Regions from separate parts of the Homo sapiens genome. Here region 2 is linked to region 1. Evidence: chromatin contacts called from ENCODE Hi-C or POLR2A ChIA-PET data. All regions are on one chromosome and are shown on one strand. The core of a region is the stretch at or near the end of the contact, and the rest is flanking DNA. Distances in the headings are between cores, read along the strand shown.

Region 1 (7,596 bases), core at 2,117-4,616:
CCACACCACTCAGTCAGTGAGCTGATGTGAAGTCTCTTGACTCCCAATCTAGCCATCCTTCCACCCCACACCATCCACATCACTACCTTTATTTCTGTCTGTTGGGTTCTTACAATACGGCAAGCCAGGTGCTGTAGGAGTCCCAGCTACTTGGGAGGCTGAGGTGGGAGGATCTCTTAAGCCCATGAGTTTAAGGCCAGCTTGGGCAATGTAGTAAGACTTCCCCCATCTCTAAAAATAAAAATGAAAACAACTAAGTACACAATCATAAGGCAGTTTCAGCATCATCAATACAAGTTTATTACACTTTATTGATCATGATGAATATAGGCAGATTCTCTGCCCAGCTTCCCTCTTCAGTGTGCACTTGCAGCTCCTGAGCAGTATTTCACACCTCAGCAATTATCTTATTATCATTACAGCCTCACATCCTTCCTGCCCCGATTAGTCCCACAGGCCTGTTCTTTACCTGCTCAATTATCCAGCTCTTAGCTCTGCTCAGACATATTTTCAGTGTCTTTTTATCTCCACCTTCCAGATTTTCTGCTCTTCTGGGGCCATCCTTTTTATTTTTTCTAAAAAAGTTAGTATCTGTTATTTATAACCCACCCTCCTGACAATTTCAGGATGTTTTTTCTTTGCAATGATGAAAGCTTAGATTAGGATTTTGAGGAGCATCATTTTTTACCCTTCTTAAAAACTATCTCTGGGAACATTTTTCTCTGAATGAGTTTGCTCTTCAAGCATCTAAGTCAGGCCTCAGTGTCCATTAACTTGTTTTCTACAAAGAAGATTGCCTTTTATAAATCACTAATTATATTACTTGTCATGTCATTGCTATTTATGTTTCTTGTTTTTGTTTTTGTTCTTGATTTTGGGCAGTCCTCTTCTGCTGAAGTGTATAAAGCATTATTTTACCTTGAGAGTCAGGTGCATGACAGGTGACAATTAGACATTCTTTATCCCCTACTGAGGCGGGTGAGGAGGGTCATCCCACTGCACTGACTCGCATTGAACTCATTTCCTTGGGAACTTCAGGGCAAGACTAGACAGTGTTTTCCAAAGGTGAGATGGGGAAAGCATGAGAGAAGGAGGTTAGGAATGGAAGTGGTATCTGTGTGGATGGGGACACTTGGCTGCCAGCAACTTGTATAACACAGGGTTATGGAATTCTGCCTCACCCAGTGATGCAGTGACTTTGTAATTTTGGCCCACAGAGCTTGATCATGGAGTCTTGGAGTTAGACAGGAAATTGGAACTCCTGCCAAGCCCTGGATTTTTGCAGCCTCTCTAGAACTATCTGCCAGGAGGCTGGCCAATCAGCTCTTGTTTGAGCCCTTTCAGGTGGCCTTGGACCTTTGATGTGTTGGAAACAGAGTGTGTCAGAACAGGCCAACAGCAAGGACATGGTATTGATTGATATTCAGAAAAGCAGGGAACCCCCATTGCCCAATACAAGGGAAAAGAGGTGAGGAGGGAAAGACTGGGGGTGAGGCTTCAGGTCGGGGGCTGGAGGTTGAAGAAGTTAATGCATGGGTGTCTTGACTCCATAGCGAATTCAGAGTCAGAGTTGACCACTAAGAATTAATTGAGCCTAGTTAGTAGGAGGCTAGAGGGATAAAAATAAATATTTAAAAATAAAAGAGAAATCTGCATAAGAAAAGACAGAAAAATTAACAGATAGCTTTAGAGACCCAGCTGAAGTTGGGGGTGATTTTGTGGCTCTAATTTGTACAGTTATGGGGTTTTCTCCAAAATTAGTGACCATAACCCAGGGTAGGAATTTTTTAGGGGCAGAAGGAAAATAGTACAAAGGGAATCAAAAGTGCTTATGATTTATTAATTTAAATGATTGACAATTCAGTATAGTCTAGGTAAGAAAAGAAGAAAAGTCCTGGAGCATTTGAAGATGGAAAACCCAAGATAGCAAGTAACCAGGTACCTCAACGAGATCACAAAAAAATTGTACAAGAATGTGAGAAAGAAAAAGCCAGGAAGATAGATGCTTCTTCAAAGGGCAGTACATTGGGTTTGTGATATCTTAAGTGGAGCCATGCTGAGTGAGAACACGTCATGTTTTTTATTTGTGCTATTCAGTGTAAATACATTTGGCCCCATTTTTTCAAAAGAATAACATTCCCAATTGTTTTTTAGTTTATTTATTTTGCCTTTTGAAAATTGTCTTTCCAACACTCTTTGATATCTATTTGGAAAAGTGCTACCCACCTAAGTGTTAGAAATCACATATATAGGAAATAGTAACAATAAAAACAATAATGACATCTGGGTGAAATGATTCCCTACCCTGAAAGGAATTTTGAAGTGGTTACTTCCTGCCGAAGAAGGGTAGGGGAGACATATACTGGAGCACATGCCACCTCACGCTTGGTACAGTAGGGACAACATGACAGCAGTTAAATGAAGACAAGCAAACTCTGGTCCCTATTCATCAAGATCAAAAACAAAAATGAAACCCTGGCACCCCAGCCCTCCACGCAGTGTCCCCTCCCATCTGTCCAAGTCAGACTAGGTGCTGACTAGAAGCCAGGACTGGCCATCTTCAAGCCCTTCCATTCTATGATCTGAAGCTTGGAGCTGGCTCCTGCATTTCACCAAAGGCTCTCTTGATCTGACCCCTCGGTCACCACGAGGACTGCAGCTGCTGGAAAGCATTGTTTCTTTGCTCATCCACCTCAGAGCAGATTCACCTGATGGGCTCAGCCTTTCCTATCTTTTGCGTTTGTTTCATTTCCTTTTCCTCCATAGTTCATGTTCCTTGAGAATTTACCAAACTTTCTAGAGCCTATTTCTGGACAATCTAAATTAATTTGCACCCAGCCCTGCACCCAAGAAAACCCCACCATTCTTGTCAAACTCCAGCCAGCCTCAAAAAGCAAGTCTAGACTGCTGGGTGTGATTCTTTTCTGCTGAGAGTAAATTCGTTCCCCACACAAGCACAGTTGCAGTCTGGCCAGAGTCTTTTTGCTGAAAACCTGATTCTGAATAGGCATTGGCTCTTAAGCCCAGCCATCAGTTTCACCGGATCCAGTCATCTTGATGTAAAGATCAATTTCAGAGCACACTTGTGAACCGTGCTGCTGTGAAGCTTCCTGAAAATGTACACACACCTCTTTTTAATTTGTTGGTGATGGCCTGGATAAAGACTAGAAGATAACTAGTATTTTCCCGAAGTTTTACCTGATCCAGGATTTTAAGAACAATTCCCAGATGTTCTAGAGCACTTGTCACAGCCCTGGAGCCACAGCCATGGTCCTTCACAGAGGAAACAAACACAGCTGCTCAGAGACTGTGGCTGGTTCCCCTGGTTTCAGTGGTCATGTTGCCTCAGACATTCTTCAATCTTCTCAGCATTACTTCTTGCCTCAGCTGCTCACGTGACCACAGTCTTCAACTGACGACACACGTGCACGCTTGAGCTGGGTCAAGTGCCTCTCACTTCCTCCCTCAGCCCCCAGGTTCTCTGACCCAGCTGCATGGAATGTACAGGATGTACAGGACGCCCACTAGACCCTCAGCACGTGCAATGCAGAAGTGCTGGGGTGTGTTCCAGTCACTACAGCTGCGTAACAATTATCTCAAAGCATAGTAGCTTAAAATAACCATGTTCATTATGTTTAAGAGCCTGAAGTCTAGCAGCTGATGCAGCAGTTGGCTGGGACCTCAGCTGGGGATGCCTCTCAGAACACCTGCACCTGAGCTCTACATGGTTGGGCTTCCTCACAGCATGGCAGCTGGGTTCCCAGGGTGGGGAGAGAAAGAGAGGAAGACATACACCTTTTATGAACTGGCCTCACAAGCCATGCAGCATCATTTCCACAGAATTCTATTGGTCAAAGCAGCCACAACGTCCCACCGAGTTTTGAGGGAGGGAACATAGGCCCCACATCTTGATGGGGAGTAGCAAGGTTTCGAAAGAGCGAGTGGACCCAGAAATTTTGCTGTGTCACTTTTAGAAAATAAAATCTACCACAGGTAGTTAACACATGATGAAGTAAACCTTGATCAATGGGGAGCAAAAGCAATGGAAAATCTTTTTCCTTGCCTTCTCCTGGAAGGCTGTCCTGAGAAAGAGATTTGGCAGCATCCACCCACAGTAGTAGTTACCCCCTGCATGATGAGTCATGGCCAATACTTCTGACACTCCATTCTAAGGTCATACTTCCAGATAAACTATTCACACATAAGGCTTTGTCCCAGACATTGCTTTTGGGGAATCATAAGCTCAGGCAGTTAGTACCGGGTGTGTCCCTGGTGAGCAGTCTTGGGATTAGTTTTTAAGGCTGGGTAAGTCACCACCCAGGCATCACTAAGGATCCTGCTCATAGTTATTGGCTGTGATAACATTGGCACAGGCAGCATCATTTAGTAAGGCTGTGGCTGATTGACATGAGGTACAGATTGAAGGTTCAGAGCAATGGGTTTGCTTGTTAGGAGGGTGGGTAAGCAGTGTGGGGTAGTGGTAAAGGTAAAATTTGGGTAGTCAGTTGGCTTTTTGAAACTGAATTAGGAGCCTTGGAAGAGGTAGGCTCAGATACCCCAACTGTCAACTCCAGGCATGTCTGAAGGACTGAAGGCTCATCCCCTGAAGCTGCAAGGTACACACCCCCATATTTTTCCTGGGTTAAAGGTCGGGACCCTCATAGAGATGAATAGGAACTGGAAACACAGAATAAAAACTTGATGTGAATGAGCCTGGAAATCTGACCTCTAGAGCTCCCTGAATCCTTCATGCTGGTAGATGAAGTCCACAGCTCTGACGGAAGGGAACAGCCTCTCCTTGTGTGGCAGTGGAGAGGGGAGGACTTGTCAATATGCAGTACTCATCCATGGACTGGAACTGAACTTCAGTCAGGGACGCTGGAGTTAGTCCTGGCCCTGTGTTGGGACAGCTCATTGAATCTCAGGCACCAGGACATGCATGGGTGAGGCGGAGGTGTTGAAACTGCGCTGGCATGGAAGCGAGGAAGGCTTTAGACTCCTAGGGAAGCCCAGAGAGCACTCCCTCCACTGAGCAGCAGGGGAGCCCGAGAGCAGACACTGGCGTGGCACTGGCTGTCCTCGGAAGCTGGGGTCAATGGAGAGAGACGCTGCTGAGGGCCAGTGGAAGGGTTTGTGTAGTAGCCAAGGCCAGAAGCGAGTAGGGAATGATTTATCATAATGGGCAGCGAAGCCAGAAAGACAACCAGGTATGCTGATCAGCAAAGATCTGTGGCGACAGCTCACAGGGGATAGAACGGAAATTAACTCACTGTTTCCTCACTGATCAGTTCACAGACCCAGAGTCCAGCATGGCCAAGGGAAGGACAGATCCCTTAAGGCAGGATCTGCAAAGCCTCCCCAGCGTAGGTGGTGGCTACCCCTGCAGTCCATCCGCACTGTGCCGTGGTGTTTTAAGGACTGTTGCCCATCAGACACCTGAGATGTCATCACGTCCCTCTGACTGGAGGGGAGGCTCACGGAGGTCAGGTGACAAGTGGATACCCGTCTGGAGCTCACCCCACACAGGGCCCGCTAGCTGCAGCCACTTCCCTGACCCCAGAATGAAGGATGATGTTGAGTATACTCAGCAGCTGACAGAACCTCATATCCATCCCCTGTCCTGTGAAGGAAGAATCATAATGAAATGGAAACCCCAAAACCACCGCCAGGCCCTCATTTGGCACCAAAGTGAATCAGAATTTAAATCATATTCTGGGGGGCGTAAAAAATGATGTGAGAGAAGCAGGAAGCAGGAGGAGGGAGACACTGGACTGTGATACTTTAGCACTGAGGCCTCAGCCAACACAGGGTCCTGTGTCTTCCATGGAGGCAAAGGGCCCCAGCCTCAAACTCTGCCTCCAGGAGGCAGGGCATGCAGGACTCCCACAGAGAGAGGCCTGGCCTTGAGCAAGGCAGCTCCGCTGGCCTGAAGGCAGTCCCAGAAGTCCTCAGCTATAAGCTGTGGGCAGCCACCTGTCCAGCTGCTGGGCCTGCGTCCGGAAGAAGGTCTGAGTGACATCCAGCATCCAGGATTCCTGAAAAATGCCCAGAATTCCCCAGGGAGATGGAAGCAGGTGGACATTGGCTCTAACCCTGGTTGTAGGGTCCATGGCAACTTGATCCTGTTGGGCTTCCAGAATGGACTAGAGCGTGATGTGCATTGAAACTGCGATCTGTTTTGGTGTTCATTAAATGGTAACTCTTCTTTACTAATGTTTTCACTATTATAACTCATATAGAAACCTCTAGTGGAGGGACAAGGAACCTGGAGCAGGCTCTCATCTTCTGCAGCAGCCAGGGCCAGGTAAAGCACCTGGGCTGCAGATGTGGCTGAGAAGTGGGCTCCCAGCTCCCTCCTGCTGGATCTTTCTGGAAACACAGAAACATGTTTCTCACACACACATTCTTCCTCTCTTTTTACTTTACTTTGATTCATTCTGTCAAAAACTGGCAAGAAAAAGGAACATGAAAACAGCTTGAGTTGTGTGATGTACCAGGGTGCCTGTTAAGAGCTGTTGGGGGTCTTTTCTTTCCCAATGCCTTTCCCAAATCTGAGAAGAGGGTCTGCAAACCGTGTCTGTGACTGGCTATACTGGAGGACTTGGGCTCTGACAGCTGCTGTGTGGGGTCTGCGGTCCTTTCTCAGAGCAGAACATCCTGACAAGGCTTGATGGGGTCCCCTGTCTAACACTTGCACCCGTTCTTCATCCTGCTCTCTCTTTGTCACTCCTTCCTTCCTTGAGTCTCACAGCAAATTGCATTGCACATGTATAGGGTATGTCCATGCAGCCCCCCTCACTCTCACCATTACACATCACAGTCTTTCTCCTGGGTGAGGTCCAGGGCAGCCCAGAAGTTTCAAAGGAGCTAACTCTGCTGACAGTCCTCAGGCAGTGACAGTGGGGAGAGGCGGGTCAACTCTGAGGCTGTTCCAGGCTGTTTCCCAGGAGCACAATGGGAATGAGGCTGGCTGCCACTGTGATAACCCTGTGAGCATGCTCTATTGCCCTCCTACCCTTCCCTGGCTCACCCAACCCCATGCCTGTGCTCCCTGGTAGCAGCTCCCGAAGATGTCTCCAGCCTCACATCCTCATATTAGACCAAATCAAGACAGTTATGTTTGGGACAAATTGACGCATGGATATTAGCGTTAATTTCAAGGAGCCTGAAGTGTAAGAAGCAGGTAAGAAGGCACAAATGCATCTATAATGTCAAATAAACCCTGATTAAAAGTCGGAGTCGAAAAAAAAGACAGAATCCCCACAATTGTAGTTATCTGGGATTTTTCAAACCAGAAAAAAAAAACTAAACACCATAAATTGATGGAGTCTGTCTTACGAACTTATAATAATGCTCACCGTGTGTACCAAGACACCATAGTTTTCACAACAATTTCACACTTTCAAATGATTTGGATCTTCACAAAAGCTTGGACAGTTAGGGTGGATGTTATGTAGCCCATTTCACAGATGAAGAAATGGAGAACCAAAGTTGCAAAGAAAGATGGAGGCCCAGCCAGATCTGGACCCCACAGGCCGTCTCCCCACACAGCCATTCATGTGGTCTACTTCCAGCCATTCATGTGGTCTATTTCCA
Region 2 (7,596 bases), core at 2,819-5,318, 37 kb before region 1:
GGAGAATCGCTTGAACCTAGGAGACGGAGGTTGCAGTGAGCCGAGACTGCACTGCACTCCTGCACTCCAGCCTGGGTGACAAGAGTGAGACTCTATCTAAAAAAAAAAAAAAAAAAAAAAAAAAAAAAAAAACACTCATCTTTAATGCATCATCTGATGAAGTATGAGAAATGTTTTGAAGCAGAAATGAACACTTTTTTGGGCCATAATAAAATGTCATTTCAAAATATAGATTTCCCCAGGAAGAAAAATGACCTCTCAAAGAAGATTTTATATTCTTCACCATAACTGGAGATCAATGGTGCCTTCTGTGATGATGTCATTTGGGACCAGAAATAGCATCTTTTATTAAATCTTGTCTGAGATTGACCCATCCTAAACTGAACACAGCAAGGAAAGCCAAATCTCTGGAATAAAGATTGTCTCTCCCTCTAACACGGTTTCTTGCAAGATGGTCCACAATTTTTTCAAGGTACAAAAGTCAGATTGATATCACAGTGGGGTATTTTTCAAAGCAGATGGTGTCCTTTTATTTTTCCCTTTTGATTCTGATGGCAAGCAGCATTGTGATGCCAATTTCCAGGTGCAAAAATTGAATTGACCCAGCAGATATTCCTTGTGAAAGCAACAATCAATACAAGGAGAAGGATGTCCCTGCTGCCATGGGCTTGTGTCCATCTCTTAAGGTGGCATCAGGGAAAGAGTCTGGGGCTGAAGGAGGGGAGAAGAGAGCGTCTACATAGTCTATTGAAAGGAATCCTAAGCCTCTGGTCCTGGCCTTCTCTCCTCCCACAGGGAAAAATTGGTGTGGTCCAAAGAATCAAAACATCCCAGAGTCCTGCTCCCTGGTTTTGATTTTACAAATTGGAAACATCTCAAACATTTTCTCCTCTGACATAAGAATAGTAACTTGAGCTTCTTATACTTTTCTCCCTATGGGTGAGGAGTTCCTTGCAGGCAGGGATAGGGAGTCTGTGCATTACATATGCCCGGGGCCCAAAGGTTTAGCTGCTTGGAGTAGGAGCTAGGGAAGTGAGGAGAAGCATTTGTGTTCAGTCATCCTGGAGCTCTGCTTCGTCCAAGGTGACACACCCCAAGCCAGATCATGACTGGCCCCTGACTTGGAAGACTGAGTCGTTGTCATAGCCAGGGCACCTGGAAATCTGCGATAGGCTAAGTGATTGCATAAAGGACACATCTTTTGCAACCTGATCGCCTGTCACCCTAGGCACCAGAAAGGATCAGAATCCAGCCTAGTGCAGGAGAAAGCAAAGCCAGGAGCCAATGAGATGGCCTGTTACAAAGGTTCTGTCCAATCCTGGCGTCTGGGTGGCAGCACAGTGAGCCAACCAGAACCTTGCTTTCAGGAAGGTGGGTGCGGGCAGCACGTAGTAGAAGTGAGGGAGGAGGAAGAGCACAGAGCGCATGGAATGCAATGGGGCCGTGAGGGGCGGCAAGGGGCCCAGCGATGTCCGCCTACTTCCCAGGGGACTTCCGGGGTTATGGGTTGGGAGATGATGAAGACTTCTCTCCAGAACCGCCAAGACTGTTGCCCCACTTCCCTGGGAACTCTCAAAATGAGCCTCCTGTCCACACCTGGAGCTCACCGCGTGTTTCTGTGTTGTGTAAAATTCAATCTTTGATCATAATGGGATTCACTTATAAATAAAAAATGCCACATGGCTGGCAGCCCCAACACTGCTAGAAATAATTACATATTTTCAAACATATGTGTAAGTTATGAAGTAATACTCTTTGAAAATGACTATTTCGTGAAAATGAAAACTTGAAACCTCTACAAACCGCTGCAACTCAGTGAAAACCAACAAAACGGCGAACGGTCAGACCGAAAGGGAAAGAAACCGAAGCAGTACTTAAAGGGAAGCGCGTGTTTGACATGTCTCTACTAGGGAAAAAGAAACACTGAAAACCAAAAAGCTACGCATAGGAGCCATAACCTAAGCTCAAAGAAAACAGGGCAAGAAGTAATAAAAATAAAAGTAGCAATTAATGAAAGAGAAATCAACATCATCAAAAGCTGGTTATTGACCGGTGAAGTTGAACCACCACAGTACAAAATTGATTGAAGAAAAAGTGAAAGAAACAATATTAGGAATAAAAACTAGTATATAATACAGATATAGCAAAGACTTAAATATGAATTTTAAAACAGGTAAAATTGACAAATTATTAGAAAACTCTAAAGGACTGAATCAAGAAGAAAAAGAACACTGAACAAAATCCTATTACTTTTGTTTTTAAATAAACTGCGTGAGTATTTAAGCCTTTCCCACAAAGGTTTTGCTTAGTTTCCCAGGCAAGTTTTTTAAGACTCATAAGGGCTCTTCCATGTGTACATTTGCCATGTGCCAGGTATTATTCTCATTGGCCTATGTGCATTAACTGATTTAATTGTCACTGGGACTCCACTTGCAGGTAGTGTTATTCTAATCCACAGATGAGTTAGCTGAGGCATGGGGGAGCTAAGCATCTTGCTCGTGGTCACACAAATGGCAGAGACAGGATCTGAACTCAAGCAGTCTGTGCACAGATTCCCCAACCCCAAAATGCCCTGGACACACAGATGATTTCCTAGGAAAAGACAATTTCCGACTTACAGAAACCTTTCCAGACCAGCTCTCCTTGTATTGAGGCTGACCTCTAACCCTGATGCCAAAAGCAGATAAAGAAAGGGAAGGAAAATTAGACCAATCTCTATCAGGAACAGAGATATAAATACATTTTCTACAAAATGTCTTTAAACAAAATACAGGCATGCACTGCAAAATGATGTTTCAGTCAATGAGCAAACCATGTGTATGATGGTGGTCCCATAAGAATATAATACAATATTTTTAGTGTACCTTTTCTATGTCTAGATATGTTTAGATACACAAGCACTTATCATTGTGTTACAATTGCCTACAGTATTCAGTACAGGGACACGCTGTACAGGTTTCTAGCCTTGGAGCAATAGGCCATACTATATAGCCTAGGTGTGCAGTAGGCTATGCCGCCAACATTTGTGCAAATGGACTCTATGGTGTTCACACAATGACAAAGTCGCCTAATGACACACTTCTCAGAATGTGTCTCTGTCATTAAGTGACATATGACTGTACTGCATTATATAAAAAAGATAGCACTCAACTAAATTGAGATTATTGAAGAAAGCAATTTTGTCAAACATTGGAAAATTATAACTTAAAAATAATATAGTTTGCCACTTTCGTAATGAAAGGGAAATGACCATATAGTTAGCTCAATGAAATCAGAAAAATCACTTGATAAATTTGATAAAAAATTCAAGGCAAAAACTCTTTTCAAATGAGAAATCACTGAAAAATTCTTAATCTCATGAGAGATACATACCAGAAAGGTATGAAAAAAAAAATTCCACTGAAGTGTGAAATGTCAGAAGCATCACCTGTTAAAATAGGAAAAAGATAAGGAAGGATCCCTACCACCCACCGTTTCCATTCTGTGCAGCACCTTCTAGCCAGAGTGACAAGACAAGCTCAGGCCCCAGGGACTAAAATAACAAAACTGCTATTATCTGCAAATGCGATTGTCTATATAGGAAATTCAAAGATTCTACAGACAAATTATAAGAAATAATAATTGAACCTAGCATTGTTTAATATAAAGATTATATATTAACATCTGTGGTATTCTGTACTCAAACAACTATTAGAAAATATAATTAAAATATTTCACTTATGGTGGCCAACAAATATAAACAGCCTATAATTTTTAATGTAAGACCGTAACATGAAAATGTATGACATTTTATTGAAAGTCATTATACAAGTCTTAAAAAAATGGAGAGACATACCATATTTGTAGCCAGAAATTCTTCATATTCTGGAGCTGTCAAATCTCTCCAAATTGATCATCCAGTATAATACAATTCCAACAAAACTTCACCAGGTTTTTCATGAGATTTGACAGGTTGATTTTAACCTGTGTGTAAGAGAGACATGGGTGAACTAGTTTCTTCCTATGCCTCCTCAGCAACTGACAGACTCCAGGCAGCTGGTATCTGTTCGCAGGTGTCCTGGCAGAAATCAGTCTCACTTCTCTGCCCCTGACCTGCAAAAGCTTGGCCCTGTGGTATGTCCCAGAGGTGTGCCTGGAACCTGATCTCCACCCATGCCTCCCAGTGGCACACAGGGCACATGGCAGATGTCCACTAACATCCCTGCAACTCCTCCGGGCACTGTTCCCTCCCCAGGGCTGGTGCCGTGTTGGCGGGGAAGCTGGTTTCACCTAGTTGAGGAGGAGCCTGGCCTCCTCTGTGCTCTGCTGAATCTGCCACGGTGCTCCAGGGCCAGATTCTCTCAGACTTGAGGGGCCCAGGGGGTCCTTCTCTCACTTTGCTAAGTCTCTGTGGGGAACAAAAGTGATGAGTTTTCCCTCAACTGGGCACCCTGCGCAGGTGACTGAGCTCTCCCTGCATAGGTGCCCTCAGTCACAAAGCGGCAGGGACCCAGCTGCCCCTTGCAGTGTCCTGGGGATTAAGTCGAATCTCTCAGGCTTTAGCAGGTAGAAATCAATGGTGGTTCTGGCCTCCACTACAGAGGAAAGCCGGGGGGATTCTAGATGAATTCAGACCATTATCTGACCCATTTCACCCCTTCCCTTCCCCACACAGGACTCTCTTCACCAGCAGGTGGTGTCCATCCCATGCTCACAGGGGAACCACCTGTGGGGTTCACCTTTCAGAAAGATGCCGTGGGCAAAAGCAGGCAGCCTCTGGGCCAACACTGCCCTGCCCCACACCAACTCCTCCCCTGGAAAATTTCTTCGCCTAACCCTCGAAATTGCCCTGGGGCCTCTCGGCAACCCTGTGCATGGGTCACCAGCTTCACTGGACAGATGAGGAAACTGAGGCCCAAAGAGGTGATGGGACAGTGCAGAGTGAGATCACCTCCCTGCCCTACAGAGAAGGCATGTAGCTCTGTCTCTAGGAGTCCAGACTGGGGGAGTTAGGGCAGGGAGCCCCGTGGGGAGATCAAGCCCGGAGCATGTCCAGGGGTTGTGATGCCAGAGAGCAAGTGGTGAGCCTGCACACGCTCTCCAGGGAGCATCGCTGTTCCCCTGGCTGTCTGCTCTCTCAGGGCATTCACAGAATCTATTTCCTCCACCTCCCCATGCCCAAGCGGTAAACTGCCTGTTTCCTGGTCCAGTCACCTTTGCGGGGTTGTTCTGTGCGTGCCTGAAATCTCTCCCCAGACACTTGGCTCCGTGACTGCCTCTCACTTCCTAATCAAACTAACAGGTTTCACATCCATGTGGTCAGAGAATGAGGAGGCAGAAGTAATCAACAGCAAATTGGCCAGACAGACTCAGCCGAGATGTCTCCGGGCAGCCTAATTCAAATCGTGGGTGAAGATGGACAGAGTGGAAGAAGAGAGGCCATTGCAGGGATACTCTGGAGTGAGTTAATAAGATTAGAGACTGGCAGCATCACAGTCGCCTGAGCCCAGATTCTCTTGAGCCCAGCAGAGCACAGAGGAGATGAGGAGTTCAGTTCAGAGCAGAGGGCTCAGGGCATGCAGCCCAGCAGAGAGTGCATGCTCCCAACTTCTAAACTCACAGGTCTGAAGGACTCGCACAGAAGCTCCCTCCCCAAGTCACAGGGAAGTGTGAGGCTCCTGGAGCTGGACAGCAGCAGCAGGGCAGCTGCTCCTCCAGTGCCTATGTTGACACATCTGAGGTGCTCTTGGTACCAACCTGAATTCGAGAACTGGAAAGCAGGAGGGTTGGGTCCTAGTCCAGTTCTGCCATAGCTAACTAGCTGTCTGGTTTTCTTCAAGTCACTTTGTTTTTCTGAGGCTCGACTGACTTTACTGGCTTACTCATAAAATGTAGCTTAAAAATAATAAATGCTATCCTTTTGAACACCAATATTCTGTTACCTGAAATATAAATTCTTCTGAATTAATCAGTGGCTCAAAAGTCTCTCTTCAATATGGAGTAAACACATGGGCTCACAGATGGGTCTTGTCCATCTTGGAGTGGTCAACACAGTTGAGTTTGTGCAGGGAGAGACCTCCCAGGCCTGGAGCCAGTGACCACGGGTATCACTGAGGACTGGCTTCCTCCAGACCCGGGCCTGGTATTTCACTTGCCTTTCTTCATGCCATTGCTACAACATAGCAGCGGTTCCTAGACCAGCAGCATCTGTGGACTTGTCAGAAACGCACATTCTGAGGCCTGCTCACAAAGGTACTCTAGGTTTAACAACCCCTCCAGGTGATTCTGACATTCAAGCTGGAGAGGAGCATGGACCACTGACATGGGTCACCATGCTCAATCTTTGCTGTCTATCCAGCTCACCTGTGCAGTTACCACAATCCCACATCTGGCCTTCTCCAGTCTGAAAGGCCTGGAGTTTTGAGGTTTGAAACTCCACAGCTGATTCCAATATGCACCAAATGTGGAGGACCTCAAAACTGGCTAATTTGGGCCATCACCACAGGTGTCAGTTTTAGCCCTCACAGACATTTCTTCCACTTTCTTGAGAGTACTTTGCCAAGGAGAGGGTTACTCAGGAAAGATAGGATTTAATCTCAGGTCTGTCCAGCTATTTCCACTAAACCAGTGATTTTCAAATCCAGATTTTGGAATCAGACACATCTAGGTTCATAGGTCAACTTGGCCTCTTGCCTCTCTTAGTATCCTCATATGTACAAGATGATTTGGTCCCACATGTAGGACAACTTCAAAGAATAGAGAAGAGAGTTCAAAATTAAGCACCTGGCATGTAACAGGCACCTAATTGGAGCATGCTGTTGTTGCTAAGAATACAGGACCACCTCTGAAATATTTCACCTGTACTCAATTCAAACTGAGTTAAGAAATGTTCACCTCTAGAGATATTTGATTTTTATTTTTTCTGGAACAAGCTGTCAGAGGCGTTGGAACCAGAGCAACTCCATCTTGAATAGGGGCTGGGTAAAATAAGGCTGAGAACTACTGGGCTGCGTTTCCAGAAGGTTAGGCATTCTAAGTCACAGAAGAGCTAGGAAGTTGGCACAAGATACAGGACCTTGCTGATAAAACAGACAGCAGTAAAGAAGCCGGCCAAATCCCATCAAAACCAAGATGGCCACAAGACTGACCTCTGGCCATCCTCACTGCTACACTCCCACCAGCGCCATGACAGTTTACAGATGCCATGGTAATGTCAGGAAGTTACCCTATATGGTCTAAAAAGGGGGGCATGAGTAATCCATCCCTTATTTAGCATATAATCAATAAATAACCATAAAAATGGGCAACCAGCAGCCCTCAGAGCTGCTCTATGGAGTAGCCATTCTTTTACTTTCCTTTACTTTCTTGATAAACTTGCTTTCACTTTCTGGACTCGCCCTGAATTGTTTCTTCCATGAGATCCAAGAACCCTCTCTTGGGGTCTGGATCTGGACCCTTTTCTGGTAACAAAACCAAATAATGTTTATAGTGCTGCAAAAGATGTTGTTGATGTGTGAGATGTTGGAAGAAAGGAAGATTTAGACGGAAGCAGGAAACTCAGCTGTCACTGATTTAGACAGAAGCAGGAAACTGAGCTGTCACTGCTGTCTGCATTTA

What was found. Hi-C counts contacts between places; a loop is a spot of excess contacts on that map. ChIA-PET counts read pairs that join two places held with the same protein, here RNA polymerase II (POLR2A). Pooled maps may share reads with other maps.
Region 2: a pooled map shows a loop between it and region 1 (3-fold over the local background). The contact joins the promoter of WAKMAR1 here to the enhancer-like site in region 1. A Hi-C loop is called at or near these places in 5 of 168 maps with a recorded cell type or tissue (PC-9, head of caudate nucleus, heart right ventricle and 2 more), 1 of 37 single-sample maps with no recorded cell type and 6 of 50 pooled maps. POLR2A ChIA-PET finds 5 or more read pairs at or near these places in 2 of 52 experiments (H1 and PC-9).

Annotation. Positions count from the first base shown.
Region 1 is chr20:24,145,150-24,152,745 of GRCh38, forward strand. No RefSeq gene overlaps it. Among named protein-coding and RNA genes, the nearest start is that of WAKMAR1, 37 kb to the left of the region's middle. RefSeq lists a silencer at 3,575-3,624. Within about 2 kb of position 3,367, at least 3 of the 41 ENCODE cell types and tissues checked have a DNase peak (open chromatin) inside an H3K27ac peak, as active enhancers do.
Region 2 is chr20:24,107,890-24,115,485 of GRCh38, forward strand. It overlaps WAKMAR1 (wound and keratinocyte migration associated lncRNA 1), which reads right to left and starts at 4,069. Exons shown (of 4, transcript XR_001754557.2): 1 at 3,836-4,069. RefSeq lists an enhancer at 4,918-5,418.